2 separate regions of the Homo sapiens genome follow, and region 1 is linked to region 2. The links are chromatin contacts, found by Hi-C or POLR2A ChIA-PET in ENCODE. All regions are on one chromosome and are shown on one strand. The core of a region is the stretch at or near the end of the contact, and the rest is flanking DNA. Distances in the headings are between cores, read along the strand shown.

Evidence for each region. A loop is a pair of places that touch in the nucleus more often than their neighbours do. ChIA-PET counts read pairs that join two places held with the same protein, here RNA polymerase II (POLR2A). Pooled maps may share reads with other maps.
Region 1: a map of heart left ventricle shows a loop between it and region 2 (2.6-fold over the local background). The contact joins two enhancer-like sites. A Hi-C loop is called at or near these places in 7 of 168 maps with a recorded cell type or tissue (aorta, cardiac septum, heart left ventricle and 3 more), 1 of 37 single-sample maps with no recorded cell type and 8 of 50 pooled maps. POLR2A ChIA-PET finds 5 or more read pairs at or near these places in 2 of 52 experiments (AG04449 and SK-N-SH).

What each region holds. Positions count from the first base shown.
Region 1 is chr7:25,848,549-25,851,248 of GRCh38, reverse strand. No RefSeq gene overlaps it. Among named protein-coding and RNA genes, the nearest start is that of LINC03007, 60 kb to the right of the region's middle. Within about 2 kb of position 1,413, at least 17 of the 41 ENCODE cell types and tissues checked have a DNase peak (open chromatin) inside an H3K27ac peak, as active enhancers do; they include heart right ventricle, where a contact is called at or near this core.
Region 2 is chr7:25,635,585-25,638,284 of GRCh38, reverse strand. All of the region lies in intron 3 of LINC03007 (long intergenic non-protein coding RNA 3007), which reads left to right. Among named protein-coding and RNA genes, the nearest start is that of LINC03007, 150 kb to the left of the region's middle. Within about 2 kb of position 1,334, at least 5 of the 41 ENCODE cell types and tissues checked have a DNase peak (open chromatin) inside an H3K27ac peak, as active enhancers do; they include heart right ventricle, where a contact is called at or near this core.

The DNA of each region.
Region 1 (2,700 bases), core at 164-2,663, 210 kb before region 2:
CCCATCCTGGGAAGTTTCTGTCTGCCTGTAGAGCAGAGCCGCATCCCTGCCGCTGTCTCCGAGGGCAGTGTCGGATGGTTCTTTCATTTGTTTCCTGAGAATGGTTTACAATATAGATTAGCGGGGCCCCAGAGGAAACTGGGGTTTGCTCACTGCAAACAGCCAAAAGATCTTCAAGAGAGAACGTGTTAGGCTGGAATATCATCTTTTCCCACATGTGCAAGACTCTTGGATTGTGTTTGCTTTCAAAATCCATAAATGTTTTTATTAAACTATATCTTTCTTGTGGCCCCTGCGCACACAAAGTACTTGCAGCATATGTAAACGCTTCCATTTTGGTTCTCCTTCAGGAAAATTTTGTAACTCCGCAGTAAATATTTGCTCTGGGGTGAACCTTGGCAAGCGATAAACTCCAAAATCTGGTTTCACTGTACGTGTTTGTGTGCACATGTGTATGTTTTAACAGTATGTATATATTGGAAAATTTGCGGGAGAGCTTGATATTTTTACTTCTTTGCTGCGCCGCAGGAAAGTATAATGACTGTAATTACTTGGATAACATTTTAAAATTAACCAAATTCTCTTTCACATTCGATTCTTCCTTGTGTGCTGCCAGCCCTTCCTCCCAAATCATGTCAATTAAATATTCTTACAATGTCACCCTTTATAATGCCTTTAGTGTAGTGATTTTGGGGGTATATTTTAAAGTGATAAAGTGCAGTTTTGCTTCCTAAATTCTGTCTTAATAATAAGAATGTAAAAATTAAACAAATCATGATCTTTATTATTCTTTTATGTTTATAGTTTCTTTTCCTCTAATGCTTTAATCTGTAAGCCAAAAAATTTCAGAGAGATAAATGGAGACAGCTCAGTAGCATGGCAGGCAGAGTCAGGATTTTGGATTCTCATCCCTGAAGAAAAACTTGAAGTTATTCCTCTGTGATGAAAAATACTTTATTTTTATGAAGAAATGGAATCTGCTGAGGTTGAATAAATTAGAAAACTCTATGGAAGATCATTAAAATATGAAAACTGTTAGCATTGGGCTGTGTGTTAGTCATCTTTAAGAGAATAATCGGGAATTATTAACTGACTTTGACCTCATGAGCCTTGACATAATAACTGTGGCATTCGCGGTGTCCCTGGTGTTTTAAAAACCACCCTCCTCCCCCGCGTGCATTACAAAAATATGTCCTCTTCCTCTCATGTTGATTATATGGGTTTTATTTATTCTAATGACTGCTGTAGAGAGAGAAAATGCAGCTCTGAGCAGGGAGAAACAAGAACCCTTGTACACGTTTGCTGTGGGGTGGGCTGGCCACATAAGTTGAGTAGCCTTTGGCCAGATAAGCAAATGCACACTTCGCCTCCCAGTGAAAACATCATCCCCAACAAACATCATGTGGGCCTGAGTCACTCTCTGGAGAATCTGCTTCTCAGAGTTTGGTTTGGCAGTTCAGGCAGATATAATCCTTCCTTTCATTTTCCCCTGCCCTTTTGAAGAGCAATAATTTTCAGTCCCCTCACACCAAGGGCACTTTGAGAGATGGCCTACAGCTACACGGAGGAAGTTTCTTTGGCACAGCCTTTTGGGAGCTGTGAATATTTGAGGCTGTCTCAAATGGGGACTGTGTCCTTTGAATGAAGTGTTACACAGATGTGTGAGTGAATCCATGGGAACAGAGGCAGATGTTAGGGAGTTAGAGAATTCTGAGCTCTGTGGGCCGTGTCAGTCTGAAGAAAGGCAAGACGGCTGTTAGGTGCAGCCTGTAAGTGCTGTTCATCGAACTGGCCTCAATTCGTCTGCGCTTGGAAATAACTGAAATTGTCTGACCACTAAAAGTGTGATACAACTTGGAAGAGGGGCAGGAGAATACATTTTACTGGGGGCCATAGATCTGGCTTGGGCAAGCAATCTGTGTGTATTCAGATCCTGCATGTTTCTGAAAGATGATAGATGGATAATCGAAGCACACTTCTGCAGAATTTTTTTCTAGAGTATTTCAGTCCAAAAGAGCGCTAATGTGAGCTACATAGCTCATTTTACATATTACATTATATTACACATTAAAAAAAAGGTGAAATTATTTAATAGTATTTTTCATTAAATGCAATATCTCAAAAATATCACTTCAACATGTAATCAATATAAAGTTAGTATTGAGATATTTTACATTTTTTGCCCCTTCCCATATATTCAATAGCTGGTGTGTATTTCATTCTCAGAGCTCATCTCAGCTTGGACCAGACACATTTCGAGTGCTTGGTAGCCTCAGTGACCAGTGGCTGCTTCACTGGAGAGTACCAGTTCCAGATCATCTGGGTGCGTGTACAAAGTCACTAACAGATTTCCTCCCACATTTCTGTGAAGGTCTATGAAATTTTAAGTATCATAGGAAAGATTGAAGAAAATAGGTTCTAAAGCAGATGTATATTTTGAACACTGCCATTTTAGCTCTGAGGCTTCAAGCCATGATTAAGGAATATGTGACCTTTGAAAGAAGTAGGTGATGCCTTTTATAGATTTTATTCCATTTAAAAATATATTTTTAATTATAAAAATGAATCCATACTTACTATAGAATACTCAATACAAGGTCTAGAAAATAACAAAAATCATCTAGAATCCCACCATCTATAGCTAATCACCTTTTGAAGTTTTGGAGTATTGCTGTTCTCGTATGTGGATCGGTTTCATAG
Region 2 (2,700 bases), core at 85-2,584:
GACTGGAAGGTCTGAGTGGTCTGAGGAAATAGCAAATGCTCACTGTGTTCCCTGCAGCCTCCTGGGAAGGGTTACACATAACACTGAACTGGCTCTCCATGATGCCCAAGCAATTTGTTAAAATGTTTACAAAAATCACTTCCCCAACAAATGTGTACTGAGAAAGGCTCTGTTTAAGACAGTCAGCTGAAGGTGGAGGGGAAGCTAGTAGATAAGGAATTCAAGAATGCAAAGCTATGACCCTACTTGAAGGGGTGCAATGATCTGAACCCCAAGCCTTATGTGAGTACATGGTTTCTTGCTGTTAGTTATGTGCTGAAAGCCAATAACCAATGACATGTAACTTCTCTGAAAATAGAATTATTTACTCCATTAATCATCCCCATGAGAGAGTTGGTTACCCTCAACAAGGGAATATTCCTGTGGACATCTTCTTTAGCCCAGGAGAGAAAATAAGGGAGCAGAGGCAGCATGTCCCTACTTAGAAGTCTGGCCATTGTCTACACAGTGCCTTGCTGCCTCATCATGCTTTTACTTGTGTAGACAGTCTCATTGGATCATTACAACAACCTTGTGCTGAGAAAGAGCAGAGCCTGTGGCATTATCTATAAGGATGGTGATGATATTAAGAAATTTGGCCATTTATTGAATACTTACAATGTATGGGGCCCTGGCCCTGTATTCTATGCACAGTTGCCTGTTTATTCCTCACTGCTGCCCTGTAAGGAAGGTACCTCTTTTTGGCCATTTTGTTGATAAGGAAAATGAGGCTCAGAGAGTGACTTACTCAAGGTGACACATCTAGTTAGTGCCAGAGCTAGATTTGAACCCAGGTCTGGCTGACCAAAAGTCCTTGCTCACAGACACTGAACTCAGTCCACAAGGCATTGGTAACTTGCTGACAGGTACACAGCGGGTGATACAGGACTCTGAGTTCCCGCCTCGTGCTTTGGGATCCTTCCCCCTGCCCATACTTAGCTCAGCTGAGTCTCTTGGAGTGGGTGGTTTCCAACTGTTCTCGTCCCACCCACCTTCTCTTCCACCCCCTCTGCCCAGACGTGGACAGCTTCCTTTCTGTGTGCACTAATGAGCTCTCTAAGCCCAGGCAGTGCCCTGGGGTGCCAGATGTTAGGGTCACAGTGGGAGTTAGCCAGGAACATAGGCGTCTCCTGTTTGTTTTGGGAAGGCACCAATTCTGGACCACCCAAACTGCTCCTTAGCCAGAGCTCGCTTGGGAACTCTGACATGGAGTTGGCAGCTTTCCTGGTCCTCCTGATAACTCCCCTGGGCCTGAGGCTCAAGTACCATAAGCCTCTCAAAGCCCCCAACCAGTGCACTGCTGGTGCTTAATGCACAGCCCTTGGCTGAGGATGTCCAGTTTCCTCCATTCAGACAGGAGACAGCTGTCCACCCCTGTTCTGGAAGTCCTGACTCAAAACAGTGGTGCCTGTTTCTTCCTTCCTGGTCCACCTGGCTTCAGCCTCAGCCTGTACCGGTTTTCACCTAAACTGCCCACCTCCACAGCAAGGCCAGGAAGAGCTCCCAGCCTGAAGTGCCTCCACTCATTGTTACTGTTGGTATTATTGATGTGCTCAGATTGGATGGAGAATGGGAGGCTCATTGTGTGGCTTTAGAATCAGAGAGTTCTGGCTCTGAATCCCAAACATGCCGCTTAGGAGCTGCAGGACCTTGAGAAAAGCCACAATTTCTCAGCATGTTGCAGTGTCTTTATCTGTGCAGTGGGGCTCATGCCACCTACCTCTCAGGGCTGGTGTGTGGATTAAAGGTGATGTTTCATAAGAGGTGTCTAGGACAAGGCCTGGCACATCAGGCCCTCCATGGATGTGACTCTCTCCTCGCCACTTAGCCACACGAACAATCACTCCTCTTCTTATGGACACCTGTTCTGTGGCTGAGTGGCTTCTAAAAATAAGCGGACACTTCTGCACACTTTCCCTGGAAGAGATAAGGGAGTGCTGGTGGCTTGGTTTCAGTGGGTTTAGTGTTGGGCGGCTGGTGGAAATGATCCAGTTACTTCTGATCCCTCCTCTGCACGGACGCCTCCGTGGTGTGCAGGCCCATTCCTCCGTCCCGAGCATGCAATGTCCTCATTTGGAGAGGTGAAAGGGAATGTTTATAACTATGCTTCCTAGTAGCTTGGGGGAGAGAGGACACCAGAACAACTTCTCTACACAGAAAGTACAAAGACCAATGCCTCTGCCTGTGTGCCTTGGAGACGCTTCCTTTTCAGGCTCATCAGAGATTTCTCCCAATTGTAGTTTCCACTACCTCCACACCCTTGCATTCTGTACTCTCTATTCTCTTTGTTTAGAACAACTTCCCTTCCAATCTTAATTTTTTAAAAAAGTTTTAGAGTACAAGTGGTTTTTGCTTACATAGATTAATTGTATAGTAAATACAATTACTATAAAGTCTGAGATTTTAGTGCACCCATCACCCGAGTGGTGTACATTGTACCCAATGTGTAGTTTTTTTAAAATCCCTCATGGCATTTCCTGTCTTCCCTTTTTGGAGTCTCCAAAGTCCATTATACCACTCTGTCTGCCTTTGGATACCCATAGCTTAGCTCCCATTTATAAGTGAGAACATATGGGATTTGGTTTTCCATTCCTGAGTTACTTCACTTAGAATAATTGCCTCTAGCTTTATCCAAGTTGCTGCAAAAGACATTATTTCATT